Regions from separate parts of the Homo sapiens genome. Here region 1 is linked to region 2. Evidence: chromatin contacts called from ENCODE Hi-C or POLR2A ChIA-PET data. All regions are on one chromosome and are shown on one strand. Each heading gives the region's core, a stretch centred on a gene start or an enhancer-like site at or near the end of the contact. The rest is flanking DNA. Distances are from core to core; before and after follow the strand shown.

Region 1 (7,401 bases), core at 1,501-4,000, 42 kb after region 2:
AGACCATCCTGGCTAACACGGTGAAACTCCATCTCAATTAAAAATACAAAAAATTAGCTGGGGGCGGTGGCGGATGCCTGTAGTCCCAGGTACTCTGGAGGCTGAGGCAGGAGAATGGCGTGAACACAGGACGGGGAGCTTGCAGTGAGCAGAGATCATGCCACTGCACTCTGGCCTGGGCGAAAGAGTGAGACTCTGTCTCAAAAAAAAAAAAAAAATTATATCTGCAGGCACCTTGAAAAACTAGATGGATTTCCCTAACTGTGGAAGACCTCAGCATTGAAAGCAAAATATGAAATGGTTTTTAGCATAGGGCATTAATAAGTCTTTCCAGTTTCATTACTGAATCGAAACAATTTGGACTTGCCTGACACAGACAGACTCAATGTGTCCAGATAAGCAGAGGATAATGGTATCTCAGCACCTATCTACTCAATCATGTCTGACATTCACTTTTGCTTAAGCTCAGTTTTCCATGAAGTGCAATATCCTTTTACCTCATTTAATTTCAGCTCAGATCTTGTTTGTTGTTTTTTTTCTAATAATAAAGGCCATATAGGAGACAGACAAAGAAAAGAAAAGAGAAAGGATTTATTAGTCAGCTACAGTCATAATAATGTACAAAAAAATCCCCACAAAATTGGCTTATAACAATAAGCATATGTTTTTATATTGTGGGTCTTCAAGTAGAGCACTATTTGATCCAGCTCATGCCTGACTGGACAACTCTTGTCTGAGCTGCTGGTTCAAGGACTGGCTGCAAGCTATGGACCTGATTCAGATCTGCTCCACGTATGCTTGTGGTGCATTAGGACCGAAGGTGGTGTAGGACCGAAGGTGGTGTAGTATCCAATTAGGCATTTTCTTCCCATGGCACACCATCAGAGCACAAGAGCCAAGCCATACCATGCAAACGCATGTACATCCTCTGCTTATACCACATCTCCTAACGCTGCATTGGCCAAGGTAAGTTACATGGTTACACACAACAGTGGTTTGGAGAGGTATACTCTGCCCAGAGTGGAAGGTGCCAGGAATGAATATTAGCTGCACAATAACCGAAATTATCACCAAGGAAAAATGAGAGTGGAAAAACATTAAATACTCATCTTAAGTAGGTCCCGAAGCTGGCAATCAATAACAGAAAAGCAATGTCCTACCTCATTCCTTGGAAGAGATAGGAGCATGTTCATCGTTAGCTGCTAATAAAATTCTTTTGATAAAAGGAAGTACCTTTATGCCGTTTCAGGTATTATAAGATTTAAAAAGTGGAAAATCCAGTTATATTTGTTTTATCAATAGGCTTGGGGCCTCTGTGAGTTTCAAGTGGTGGTTTACATTGAGAAATGTATGATTTGATTTTATATTATCAGAAACTGATAGGATTCTATAATTTTAGAAGATGCCCAGCTACCAAAAAAAAAGTCTTATTTCATTTAGTGCGGTTGGGTTCATCTTTCCAAATTGTACAACACCTTCCGAGACTACCATAGGTCCTAACATAGATTTCTTCCCCATTCAAATTTCATTTATTCCTCATCCTCCTGTCAAATGTCATTGGCATTAGTATTTTTATATTTAAATTAGGTATTTATGAATAAGAAAGCACCATATACTCATAGTAAAGTGTTAGAAAATGTGGCATACATAAAGAAAAAATATTAGGTCATGTAATTAGTGATTTGCCACTTGTGTTTTGCTATGTTCATTTCTAGTTTTAGTTATATAGACACATACACAAACACACACACAAGCACACAATTTTTCAAAGCTTCTTGGCCCTCAGTTGGCTATTCAGCCAAAAAAATCATTTATTTCTTAAATTCTGGAATATTTTCAAGCATGTTTTTTCTTTCAATATGACTGCTTGCCCATTGTATCTATTTTCTCCTTCTGGATCTCCTAAAAGATATATATTGGGTCTTTTTGATTTTTTTCCCATGTTTCTCTAATTTCTTGTTCATTATTTCTGTTTGTTGTGCCAAAATGACTCTTTATGGCACTCATTGAAGTTTGTATTTTTGTGGTGTTACTTTAAGATTTCAAGCTGTTTTTTTTTTTTTTTTTTTGATGGAGTCTCGCTCTGTCACCAGGCTGGAACACAGTGGCACAGTCTCAGCTCACTGCAACCTCTGCCTCCCAAGTTCAAACAATTCTCCTACCTCAGCCTCCTGAGTAGCTGTGACTACAGGTGTGTGCCACCATGCCCAGCTAATTTTTGTATTTTTAGTAAATACGGGGTTTCACCATGTTGGCCAGGATGGTCTCTATCTCTTGACTTTGTGATCCACCCGCCTCAGCCTCCAAAAGTGCTGGGATTATAGGTGTGAGCCACCGTGCCAGCTCCCAGCTGGTATTTTTGTATATAGCTGTTGTTGTATTCATGGTTACTATTCTTTCCTTTACATCTTCGGATACTATGACTATTCTTGACTTAAAATCATTTTCACATTTTTCCATTGTTTCCATTCAGATATATATTCTGTACTGTTTTGGACTGTGTACTTTATTATATTAAACTCGCTAAGATATTTTATAATTTTTATTTTATGACACATATAACAGCAAAGTGTTCCCCTCCCAATGTGCTCAATTTTATTTAGGGTGATTTTAGAAGGGCCAAACTTTGCCCTCTGCAGTGCTGGTCTCTAGTCAAATTGTACCACAGAGGCTCCTCCTAGCTCTTACTCTGGGCAGTTACAGCAATATCAGATGTTCCCTGGGATCTGGAATTTCCTGGTACATTCATAGTTCCCAGTGAGTCACACCTCTCTGTATCCTTGCCCTTCTGCATTCCCTTCCAAAACTGACACAGCCCTGGCATTTGCTTTGGCAACAGGATATTAGCAAATGTGACACAAGCAGGCATTTGAAATGTGCTTGTGGATTGGGGCATGTTTTCCCTCTTGCTGCTCTTGAGCCTGACCATCATGACATGAAGCCAGCCCCAGCCTGCTGGAGACATGTAGCCCAGCAGACCAACAGCACCTTTATTAGACACAAAAATGTGGACCCCGGGTCATTCAGGCCCAGCTGGGCATCTGTAGCCAGCTGAGAGGCAACGGTGAGACCAGAGAGATCTCTACCTGAGCCTACTTCCAGCTGTCAGACACTAGGGTGTTGCTTTAAGCCACGAAGTTTGGAGTGGCTTTTAATTTGGTAACAGATAAGTGAAACACAGCTCTAACTTTGATGCCTTTATCACTCTCAGAAGCTGCCCATGGCCCTGTTAGTTCAGCCCTATTCAATGTTGATGTTCCTCTCCTGGATTCTGCTCCATGTAAGTCTTCCATTTTGAGATCTGCAGCCATCACAACAACAGGCATGCACGTGTGCTGTGTGTGTGCCTATGTATATAGGTGTGAGCATGCAGGTGTGAGCATGCAGGTGTGTGTATGCAGGTGTGAGCATGCAGGTGTGGATATTTGCTGTGGAGAAGAGCAGTTGCAGGTAGAGTTCACCTGACATCTTGACCCAGAAATAATTTCACATGTCTAAAACGAAAAAACATTATGCTCCACACAAAGTTTTTAACCCTGGTTTTTATTGTCACTTAGCATAGGTAATACAATTTGCCCCAAAGAATTGAATAGTATTAACATGGAAAGTATAATTTTCAACTTCTAGCTAATTACTTGATATGGATTAACATCTCCTTTTATTTATTATTTCTCTGTTATTGAAAGTCAAGTTTGTCTCCAAGCTTTCCTTATTAAGAACTGCCATCTGTGGGACATCTCTTTACATACACAGAGGTGCATTTGGGAAGCATTTTTTACCTTATTGACGTTAAATACTTGTTCACAGGGGTTTTCTCATGTTCCCTCCCCACCTCTGTACTCTAATGCCCTAATATTACCATAATGCCCAAAGTCACTTAGCCTTGAAAATCCCCAACTACAACTGATTTCAACACTTGATGCTTAGCATTGACTTATTTAGTCATCTTATTAATCGTCATCACTAATTTGTATACAATAAATCTTACCTGTCATATTAGAGTACAAACTTAGTGAGGGCATTGATAACGTCGTTTATACTTTCCATATTCCTTATAGTCCTTGAAGCAGCTGTATACTAACTACCAACTGTTTAACAAATATGTCATGTATCCTCTGCTTTGCACACCACTCTGGGGGGAAGAGTATTTCTCTGACTTTCATCCACTTGTCCTGCAGGTCTCCCTCACATTTTCCTACAAAGTGTTATTTGAATCCTTCAGAGATATTTTATGTTACAGATATGTTATGAGATTACAATGTAAACTACAAGCAACTTCCTCATAAGCCTTGCAATTATAGTCTTACATATTTCCTCATTTTATTCTTCTCAATTTAATGTTTAAAGCCATGCATTAACCCATGGCTTCCAAAGCATGCTCTTTGGGGGAAAATAAAATCTCGGTTTATTTATAGTTACTTACAAACTTTTCTACCATGAGTTAACTACATTTTTTTGGATTATAATAAATTTTACATAAAATATTTCAGAGAATTTAAATAAAAACATACACACTAAGCTTTGAGTAATGTATATATAATATATAAATCATAAAGAATAATATCTATAATACCATTTGTTAAGTACTTTGCCTATTAATAACATGGTAAAATTCCTATATCGTTCCTCATTATTTCAGATAAATTTGCTTTTTCTTCCTTCTTTCCCAGTCCTCCCAACTTGATCAATATTTGTAATGAAATTTAGGAATAATATCATTTATTACCAATTGGAATAATAAGCATATTTTAAAATAACATTTTCATATGCCTCATAGAAAGCATTCAGTGAAAAGTTAAATTAAACAGACATTTTGTCTTTCTTTCTTTCTAGGGAAACAGATCCCCTGAGTACTAATCCATGCAAGAAAACAAATGGAAGTAAATGTGGAAATCAAAGGGATAACTCAAGTTAAATCACCCATCCACATTTTCACTAACTATACAAACTGATGAGGTTATGCATTTAGCTAATATGCATGTAGCTAGCTACTTCTGATCAAGTTAATTTACCTGACAATCTCTTTTGTTATATTATTAAATCATGCTCACTTGCTGTGGCATAGTCTCTCCTAGTTACCACTACTTTTTTTTTATATCCCATGTATAAATATTACATTTTAATAAAAAACGCATGTCAAGAAACAAGCTCAATTCAGAGGCAACTGGGATTATCAGGAGATACAGTCATAAGTATGTTCCTGGTAACAAATCTAGTAAGGATTTTCAATCAAATCTGGCTTCTTCTACCACAGACACCTTTATTTACACAATATCTTAATTTATTACTTCAATTTACTTGCTGGTCTGTTTTATTTGTAGGCTTAGTCTAATTTTAACACTGTCAAGAATAATTCACAGAGTATCAGGTGAGTCTGCTTAGAAGAGGGAACCTACGTTAATCTTTTCTGACATTAATAGAATTGGACCTTATTAATTCTGACATGATTTATTTCATATCGTGTAAATACTAAATGCAAGCATCATGTTCTCATTGAAACAAGTGTTTTACATGCTTCATATACTGCAATTTGCAACATGAATTGAAAATGAGCCTTGAAAACCATTTGAAATGACTTAATTCTTGTCAAACTTAGAAAGATTATTACTGCCAAATGGGAAACACGAAATGCTGACAAACAGTGCTCCAGGACGTCACTGGGAAGAAAGAGAGCAAAGGCATGCACAGCCTGCGGGGCTTGCCAATATCACTCAGGCAGATATTCTTCTTACGTTAACAAAAATTATTCCCAATAGAGATACACCTGCTTAATGCATATTTATTTTTTTATTTTATGTACGGAGAACTGAAGTTCCAATACAATCATGTTTGAGTTTTGTTGTTGCTTTGTTTTGTTTTTGTTTTTTCATCAGGGAAGATATTCTCGAGTATAATTGTCAGGGACGATGCAACTTGGGTGTGCCTGGAGCGGGTAAGAAAAATGATGCAGGGACATGGATGAACCTGGAAACCATCATTCTCAGCAAACTAAAACAGGAACAGAAACACCAAACACCGCATGTTGTCACTCATAAGTGGGAGTTGAACAATGAGAACACATGGACACAAGGAGGGGAACGTCACACACCAGGGTCTGTCGGGGGGGCGTGGGGGGTGAAAGGAGGGACAGCATTAGGACAAATACCTAATGGATGCAGGGTTTAAAACCTAGATAATGGGTTGGTGGGTGCTCCAAATCTCCGTGGCACATGTATACCTATGTAACAAAACTGCACATTCTGCACATGTATCCCAGAACTTAAAGTACAATTTTTTTAAAAAGAGAATTAATTTAAAAAAAAAAAGAGAAGAAAATGAACCCACCTAATGCCTCTACTTCTGTTTACCTGAGTTGCAGTGTGTGTGTCCTATCATTTGTTAACTCATGAAAAAGTTAAGCTACGTTTTAGATTGTTTGCCTAGGTTTCTCATAATTTAGGTGAGCTTTTTAAAGAAATAGCCGAAAAGATTGGGGGAAAATTATTATTGCTCTTACTGTTAAACGGCAAAGCCAGATTTTAACTTCTCTTTTTACTAAGTTGGGCTGATGTCATCGGTCGGTTAGCCAGATGATTTAGGACAAACAGTTGGTTGACAGTCCGTTGGATAATTTTTAAAGCATGAGAATGCTAGGATTGCATTTTTAGGGGCCATGGTGTATCTACATCTAAGTTGCAGATGTGTGGAAATCCTTTGAACTACTTTCTAAGCACTATAAAATGAAAAGGAAATATTAATACTAGCTTCCTTCGAATGTAAGTGACTTGATCTCTGATGCGAAGGACTTTTTATTAAGAAACAGAAAGGATACTAGGTCTTTGTTCTTTTGAAACAAGAGCAAAGATGGCACTTCTTTTAAGCCTCAATTATTTATTTACAAGAAACATGGGGAGAATTATTAGACAAAGGTTTCAGATTTCTAGAAAAGTTTATTTTGTAGCTGTCAATTGGGGTGTGAATTACGTAGCTTAATATAGTATGTGGATAACTGGAAGAAAGTGAGAAGATTTGCTGCATTGTACATTTTATATAATATCCATTGTTAACTTGAACTAAAATACTTTATGCAAATTATTGAAACAGATAAATTCAAAATTATTTTTTGTAAATCATGGTTAACTTTAAGAAGTTTTTCTAAAATAACCATTCCATACATCAGTGGCAATTTTAATTTTCCTAAATTTGGTGGGAGTAGTAACGTTATGACGATGTAGTAATAACACCAAAAGCAGAAATAGTTCACCCGTTAAAAAAGTGATATCTGAAATTGTATTTGTACCGATGAGAGCTATTTCATTGGAAGATCAATATTTTAAACCTTAAACACATTTCCAGGACTCACGGAAACCGAACAGCACATCAAATGCCAGGAAGGTGCAGTGATTTCCCAGGGCTACGCAC
Region 2 (7,507 bases), core at 256-2,755:
GGAAAAGTATCAATTTTATCACTTGAAAGGTTAACTGGATGATGGTGTCTGTGATTGCGATTCAGCAAAAAAGAGCAGACATTTGTGAAAAAGAAGAATTCAGTTACATTTCAGCACCCTAAATTGCTTAAGCACAGCTGTGGGGCTTGTCTTGGGTGAGAACACCAGGCTACGAGATGCTTTCCTATATAACCAAGGTATAGATAGGTTAACTATTCTATAGACTCATCTACCTGGGAATTTTATAAGAATTTAACAGAACACATTCAATGAAGTATGTCTGTCTTCCTACAGGTAAATTGACCCTATTCTTTATATTCTGGTTTAAAATTAAGAGTATAATTTTCCACTAACCTCCCAAAGTAGGTCTCAAAGGTGTTCCTGGGTCTTTCATCTCCCTGTTCTCAAATATTATTACTTCCTTTTATTCTGTAAGTAAAATCGTCCTGGACTTACTCTCAAGTGTAATTTTAAAAATCACTCATTTCTGCTGTGACAAGTAGCTGGGACCTGAGTACCTTCCCTAGGAATTCATTTTTTATATTTCTGCCACAGTTAACTTCTTTTAAATGTCATGATATCCATCTTTAATAAGTTGTATTATGGAGAACATGGCAAGAATGTGGCCAGAAGGATGAAGCAATTGGAAATTGAGGCACTGAGGAAGGGTTAAGACATGCAAGTTTTTGGCATGGAGAAGAGAAACCTGGAGAGGGGAACATGCGGTAGTTGTTTGTCATCAAGCACGAGGAAAGTGTCATAGGAAAGAGTCCTCAATCTGTGTGTCCCAAAAAGTAAACTCAGAAGTCACTGAGGGAGGCAATAGCAAAAATGAGTTTGGTTTTGTGCCAGGGGGACCCTCCACTGAAGCAACTCAGATGTGGATGGAGCTGCCTTGACGCTGGAGGTAGGTAGAGCACTGGAGATCACCCAAGGTGTCATTTTAAAAGGAATTCTAGCTGTTAAGAAGCGCTGGGCTGGAGGATCTTTAAAGACCTGTTAAATGGAGGATTCTACCATTCTCTGAAATGAATGTTCTCTACAAACCTATCATTCTTCCCTAGTGTTCATGTTTTTCCCAGTGACTGAGTTTTGCAAGCCAGTAACACTAAAGAAGAAACATTTATATTCTCTTTCGCAGTAGAGTTATGTTGAATAAAAGGCCTCAATGCTAACAGAGAAAATATGTGCTTTCTACTTTGGTACACACAGAGAGCTCATTAGTTCTAAATTTAGAAGTAAGCTTTAGTTTTGGAGGGACTCCAAGTTTGACTAATACATTTGACGATGTCCTTGTTAGAAAAAAAAATACCATGATGGAGAATTCTATTTTTCTAGGTTGGTATGTGTGGATGGAGAGGGAAAAACACATGCTCTTTTCTATGCGCTAATTCCATCTGTTCACAATTATTGAGTAGGTGTGCCAATTGAATGATGCTCAGTACACAGTAGGTAGGCAACGGGTGCTTTTAGTCTGACAGTATTTATAGTTCCTACTTGGCAGAGGTAAATCACTTAGCTAATTCTCAGAGCGTCTTGATTTAAACCAACTGCTCTATTTTTCTCCAGGGCAAGCTGCCTGGTAATGAGACACTGGTCAACCACAAGGCGTCATTTTGTTTCAGCAAAGTCTATTGAGCACCGATTAGGTGTAAGTAAACAAAGATAAACATAAGGAAATTAAAAAATAAGTAAGCAAAGGTAACCAAGATGCTGCATTTAAGAATCTGCTCTCAAGGAACTTGGTCTTGGCAGAAAGACACGTTTGAATAAGTAACTTAGTATCATTATCAGTGCTCAAAAAGCCTGTTATTTAGCATAATTTTTCTCTAGGAATCTTAAAAAACCACTGTATAGATAGTTCAAAATTCTCTAAACTACCTTGCTTAAAAGCATTCAATAACTTTAAATAAAGTATTTCAGTGTAGAGTAGTACTTTACCACATATTTTTCTCTCCATGAATATCAAAATAAATAAAAATAATTTGTCAGAAGCTTTATGTATTTTAAAATTAATAATAAAAATATTAAATATCAAATATATGGGTTTAATATGTTTAAAATATTAATTTTTAATTCTATCCCCCAAAATCATGACATTGTTTCCTATATGGAATTCTAAACCACAGTGATGTTCCCGTCATAATTCATTAGGCTAGCTCTCCCTCCACCGTTGACAGCAGCAGGAGGACACCAGCAGGGAGAAGTGGCAACGTGGAATGGTCAACTACACACGTATGCCTCTGGTGCCCACTCCTGCACCCTCTGATGAGGAGAAGCTGGGTGAAATAGTGGGACAGGTGATATTTAGTTACAAGCTAAATAACCACTGGCATCACCCTAGGATGTCACCATAACATGTTTTCCTCTTCCTCATCTCTCTGACTCTCTTGTTAACTTGATTGTAAAGTGGATGGACATCCCATTAGAACTCTGATTTACAAACTAATATTGACAGAAACTTTTTTCACACTGTACTAACTCAGACACACAGGCAGTTGTGTTTTAGATGCTGTTAATTTGTTAGAAAGAGAGTTGGCAATGGTGGTGACCCTGGATCACTACACTGAAACAGGAAAAGACAAAAAAAATCTAGAGATAAGTAAAAAGAATAAATATTCATGTACACTATATTTTTTCCTAAAAAAGAAAACACTTAACAGTTTGATAGGCCTACATGGAATTGACCTTCTAATATGTGGCTAATCATCATTTAATAATACTTAGAAACTAAAAATACTAATGAATCATTGAATGTCTCTCCATCTATTCAAATCTGTAAGTTCCTTTAATACATAAAGGGTTTTTCCCTAGGGAGGCTTTTGACTTCTTTCTTTAGTCAATTCTTTAAAATGTTACAGTTTTTACCATGAATGCAAATATCTTATATACTATTTTATTTTCTAACTTTTTACTGTTAGTGAAGATAAATATTATTAGTTTTTGTAAATCGGTCGTTGTAAAGTGACCTTGATAAACTATTGTGTTTATTCTAACATTAATAATTGTTTGATTCTTTGGCTTTTCTATGTGGATGACCATATCATCTGCAAAGAATAACTATTGTAATTCTTTCTTTCCAGCATAGCAGAAGTGATTGTGAACATTTTTGTCTAGTTTCTAGTCATAAAGGAATATGTCAGAAGTTTTGCATAATGTCTAATATGACAGTTTTATGATATGTAACCAAATTAAGGGATTTCCTAAATCTTATCATGAGAAAATACCTGTCAAAACTAAATAATTGGCCTCTGAGTTCTAAGAACTGTGAGGGTCTGAGATTTTACTCTGCTTACAAGCTAAAATGTTAGCTTGCTACATTGTGATGGATGCCGGCAGAAGACGTAAGACTCCTAGGTCAGAGACAAAGACTTCATCACACACAGCAGTCACAGGAGCAAGAGAACCAGCTTTTGCGTTGGTTTCCTAAGATCATTTCCCATAAGGCAGCACAAAGAGGACCAGTAACACCTGCACATGCAGCAGGTTGCATTACCATAGAGGAACCATGAACTCAGGGAACCTGAATCTTTTATTAGGTTGATGCAAAAGGAATTGGAGTACAATGGGCAGTAAGTACGTCCAGAGCAAGAAACCCTATTTATCTTCCAAAACTATTTGCTAAACAATCATCTTTAAAATGATAATCTGGAACAAAAGTAGTCAGTGTCTTTCCTTGCAAGATATGCAGTAGCCAAAGAAATCCCAGAGAACTGTCATGCCGCAGTCAACTTCAAATTATCAAAATCAAGAAAATCAAGGAAAGTATGAGGAACTTGTCCAGACCAAAGAAGCCTAAAGAGAAATGATTAACTAAAAGCAACCTGTGATCCTGAGCTGGCTCCTTTACTATGATAAACATTGAAACAATTGGAGAAATTGGACCTGAGGGTCAGATACAGTAATGCGTCAGTGCTGACTTCCTGGCTTTGAGGATTATGAGTATTGAGGTTATGCAGGAGGATGCCCTTGCTTGTAGGAAAAAGATACTAAAGTATTTGGTGGTGATGGGCTCCCAGCTGACAACTTTATCTCAGATGGTTCAGGGTAGAAAACAGATTTTTTTTCTATCCTTTTAGTTCTTCTCTAATTTTAGGATTGTTTCAAAGTAACGTGGGATTCTGAGGCTTTGGGGAAAAGTAATGTTTTGATTAGCATATCAATGCATTTATACTTTTATTAGTTTAAGCAAGCTTCAATGTCTTCCTAAACAATTTTTATCTACATATATTAAAATGTTTATCTATGTAATTGCTGTGTTAAATATATTGTTGTATTATTTTATTTTCATTGTTTTCAATTTTGTTTTTGATGTTATTTCTCTTATTCCACTATTTGCTTCATTTATTGATATATCTGCTCTTTTTCTGAAAAGATGAGTTTTTGAGTCCCGATAAAATACATTTAGAGGTATCAGCTTAACTTTACTTCTACTTTCACTTATATTTGGACACATAGTGTTTAATTATTAGTCCATATTAAATATGCTATAATTTTTCTTTTGATTTCCTTTGATTCCAATGGTAATTTAATAACATTATTTTTTGAGTCATTTAAAAATGTTTAAGCTACTGTTTTATTTAAAACTGAGTGATGTTACTGACTTACTGGAGTTTTTTGGAAAGTTGCTTTGTGGTTATTACATGACTAATTTTTATAAATGTCCAGAAACATTTTTTTATTTGTGACCTGTAGAATTTTACATATATGCCTATTTATACAGACACAATAGTTTAAGCTTATAAATTATGTTATGTATATATTCTACATTTTTGCTTATTTATTTTTATCTTCTTAATCTATAAGCTTTTAAAGGAGGAGTATCATAAATTAGATTTGTTGTTTTTCTGCCTTTTTCTATAAGTCTCTCAGGTCTTGTAAATATTGGTATATGTATTGATGTTTAAAGTGTTTATGTCTTTAGCTCTATTTTTTTACCAATATATAATATTTTTTGTTCTTTAGCTTTCAGTGTTATTTGTTTGCTTCTATTATGTCAAATATTGGTGGATTTTAAAAATCAAATCTGATTTTTTGTTGTTATATTGAGACATATGTTTCTCACTACTTTATGTTTTGCATTGGATATTCTTTCTTATTTTTGTCTTCTTTTCAACTTTGTATTGGATACATCTTTTTCCTTTAGTTTAAAAGTCATAGGACCTATTTTTATTCTTAAGTTGTTTACCTTTAACATAAAAATTCTATTGAGGCTTAAATATCCTTAGAATTTTGTAGATATATTGTTATGTATATTTTTCCTTCATTACAAATACACTAGTGTGTTCTCATGTCAAATTTATTTCATCCACACACACATAATCCCACACCACGTGGCTATACCTAGGTTTCTTTTTCTAGCTCCTTCTGAATTGTTAGGTCGCTTCACATAGGTAGGCAGGTAAGCAGGCAGATAGATAGATGATAGATAGATAGATAGATAGATAGATAGATAGATAGATAGATAGATAGATAGATGATAGAGATTTGCCATTTGTTTAAGGGTATTGGCTCACTAGATTGCAGGGACACACATGTTTGAAGTCTATAGCTTGGTAGGCTGGAAATTTAGGCAAGAGTTGATGTTGCCTTCTTGAGTCCTAAATACTGCAGGGCAGGCCAGGCAGGCTGGAAACTCAGACAGGCTTTCTATGATGCAATCTTGAGACAGAATTCCTCCTTTCGGAAACCTCAATTCTTACTCTTAAGGCCTTAAACTGACTTCGTAAGCCACAACTACATTATGAAGGCTAATTTGCTTTACTTTGCCTACTGATTGTAAATGTTAATCCCATTTAAAAAACAAAAACAAAAACCTTCACAGCAATATCTAGTCTAGTGTTTATCCAAACAACTGGGCACCAAAGCCCAATCAAGCTGACATAAATTTAACTATTGCAGGTGTTGTGAACACATTTTTTAATCTACCTCTTCTTTAGACAAAAAGATAGATTTTAATAAATTTAATTAATCTTATTTTCTGTATTTTTTGGCTAAATTCTTATGAATTTATTTTTCCTTTTATTTGAAAATGTCTTTGAAAGTGTTTCTCAAATTGATTTTAAAAAGTGATATTTCAAAGGTATGGCTGAGAACATAAGTGCTCTGGCTTTATTTTACGTAACAATTTGGTTAGCTAAAATACTATAGATTCAAAATTTTACATTTTCCTTCTATGTTAATTTTTAAATATTAGTTAATTGTTTTCTTGCATCTAGTGGTATCAGTATGACTTTTCCCTTTGCAGGCAATCTGCTCTGTATCTTCGAATGCCTTTAAATGAACCTTGCAGCACCTATTCCTCACTTTATTAGAAAGTGTACATGAGCAGTTTCTTTTCAATTCTCTGTACAGCATTTAATAAAATGACTTTCTTTTTTCTTTGAAACGGTGGTTTTCAAAGTTGGTCTCTAGAATCTTCAGCTTTGTTGTAATCGCAGTCTTGTTCCCCACATCAGATCCACTGAGTGAGAATCTCTGGGTCTGGCAGTCCCAACTGCCTCTAGGTGATGTGGACACCTTGTTTCAAGTTTGAACACCATTGCTGTAAAAGATAAACACTTTCATCATGGTTCCTTTAAATACTCCCTCTTCTCTTTCAGTTTTTCTTGTTTTATAGGACTCCTGTTATCCAGATGTGGATGTTTCTACATGTCAATATTTACCCTTTTCTGCTGTTTTATCCGAGGATTCCTCAGTTGAATCTTTCAACTCCATCATTCTTCAGCTGTGCTCATCTTACTTTTTTTCCAGCATTTGTTTATTTCATTTCAAATACTACACATTATACTTAATAGTTCTATTTGATGGTTTATTATTTCTTCTTTATTTTTCAGATTTAAAAAATCCTCCTTTATCCTTTTAAAGATTTTGTTTTAATTTTAAAATTCTTGTCAATTACAACAATTCAGGCTTACGTGTTATACGTTGCTTCATTTGTTGTCATTTGGTCATGGTTGTAACCCCGGCACTATGGTCATTTGACCTGTGAACTCATTTTCTCTTAGATGGCACCTCCCAGGTCTGGTAATGTGCCTTAGGGGAAGGCCAAAGGACAGGCCCATTTTTATGTGCTTCTGGTGAGACTAATTACAATGGAGAGGACGTGGCCCAAGCAGTTGGCCAACAAATGCAGACCTCTGTTGATAACTTATCTTCATTACTGTGTGCCAGTCTAGCCAGTGTTTTATTTTTAAATTGTAGTGGGATGCAGGATTGGCAGGCAATTTTTGATTTTTAGTTTGCATCCCACCAGGTTTTGTGTTTGTGTTTAGCGAATGCAAAATCTAACAGCTCTTGTCTCTTACCTGTGCTACGTAAAACAGCTGCCAAGCGATACCCAGCTGAGACTCGGTCTGCACTATCACGATGCCACACACTGATCATCCTGCACACTTGTGTATATACGCAAGTTTGTCTTCTCAATGTAGAGTAGATAATCCATGAGAGCAAAGGAGAACTTGTATGATTTCTTTAACATTCTAAACCTAGTGACAGGCACAGCAAG

Evidence for each region. A loop is a pair of places that touch in the nucleus more often than their neighbours do. ChIA-PET counts read pairs that join two places held with the same protein, here RNA polymerase II (POLR2A). Pooled maps may share reads with other maps.
Region 1: a loop to region 2 is called in a map of ascending aorta, with 2.1 times the contacts of the local background. The contact joins two enhancer-like sites. A Hi-C loop is called at or near these places in 4 of 168 maps with a recorded cell type or tissue (aorta, ascending aorta, endothelial cell of umbilical vein and 1 more) and 4 of 50 pooled maps. POLR2A ChIA-PET finds 5 or more read pairs at or near these places in 3 of 52 experiments (A673, MCF 10A and activated T-cell).

What each region holds. Positions count from the first base shown.
Region 1 is chr10:4,538,686-4,546,086 of GRCh38, forward strand. No RefSeq gene overlaps it. Among named protein-coding and RNA genes, the nearest start is that of LINC00705, 110 kb to the right of the region's middle. Within about 2 kb of position 2,751, at least 7 of the 41 ENCODE cell types and tissues checked have a DNase peak (open chromatin) inside an H3K27ac peak, as active enhancers do; they include ascending aorta, where a contact is called at or near this core.
Region 2 is chr10:4,497,631-4,505,137 of GRCh38, forward strand. No RefSeq gene overlaps it. Among named protein-coding and RNA genes, the nearest start is that of LINC00703, 120 kb to the left of the region's middle. Within about 2 kb of position 1,506, at least 3 of the 41 ENCODE cell types and tissues checked have a DNase peak (open chromatin) inside an H3K27ac peak, as active enhancers do; they include ascending aorta, where a contact is called at or near this core.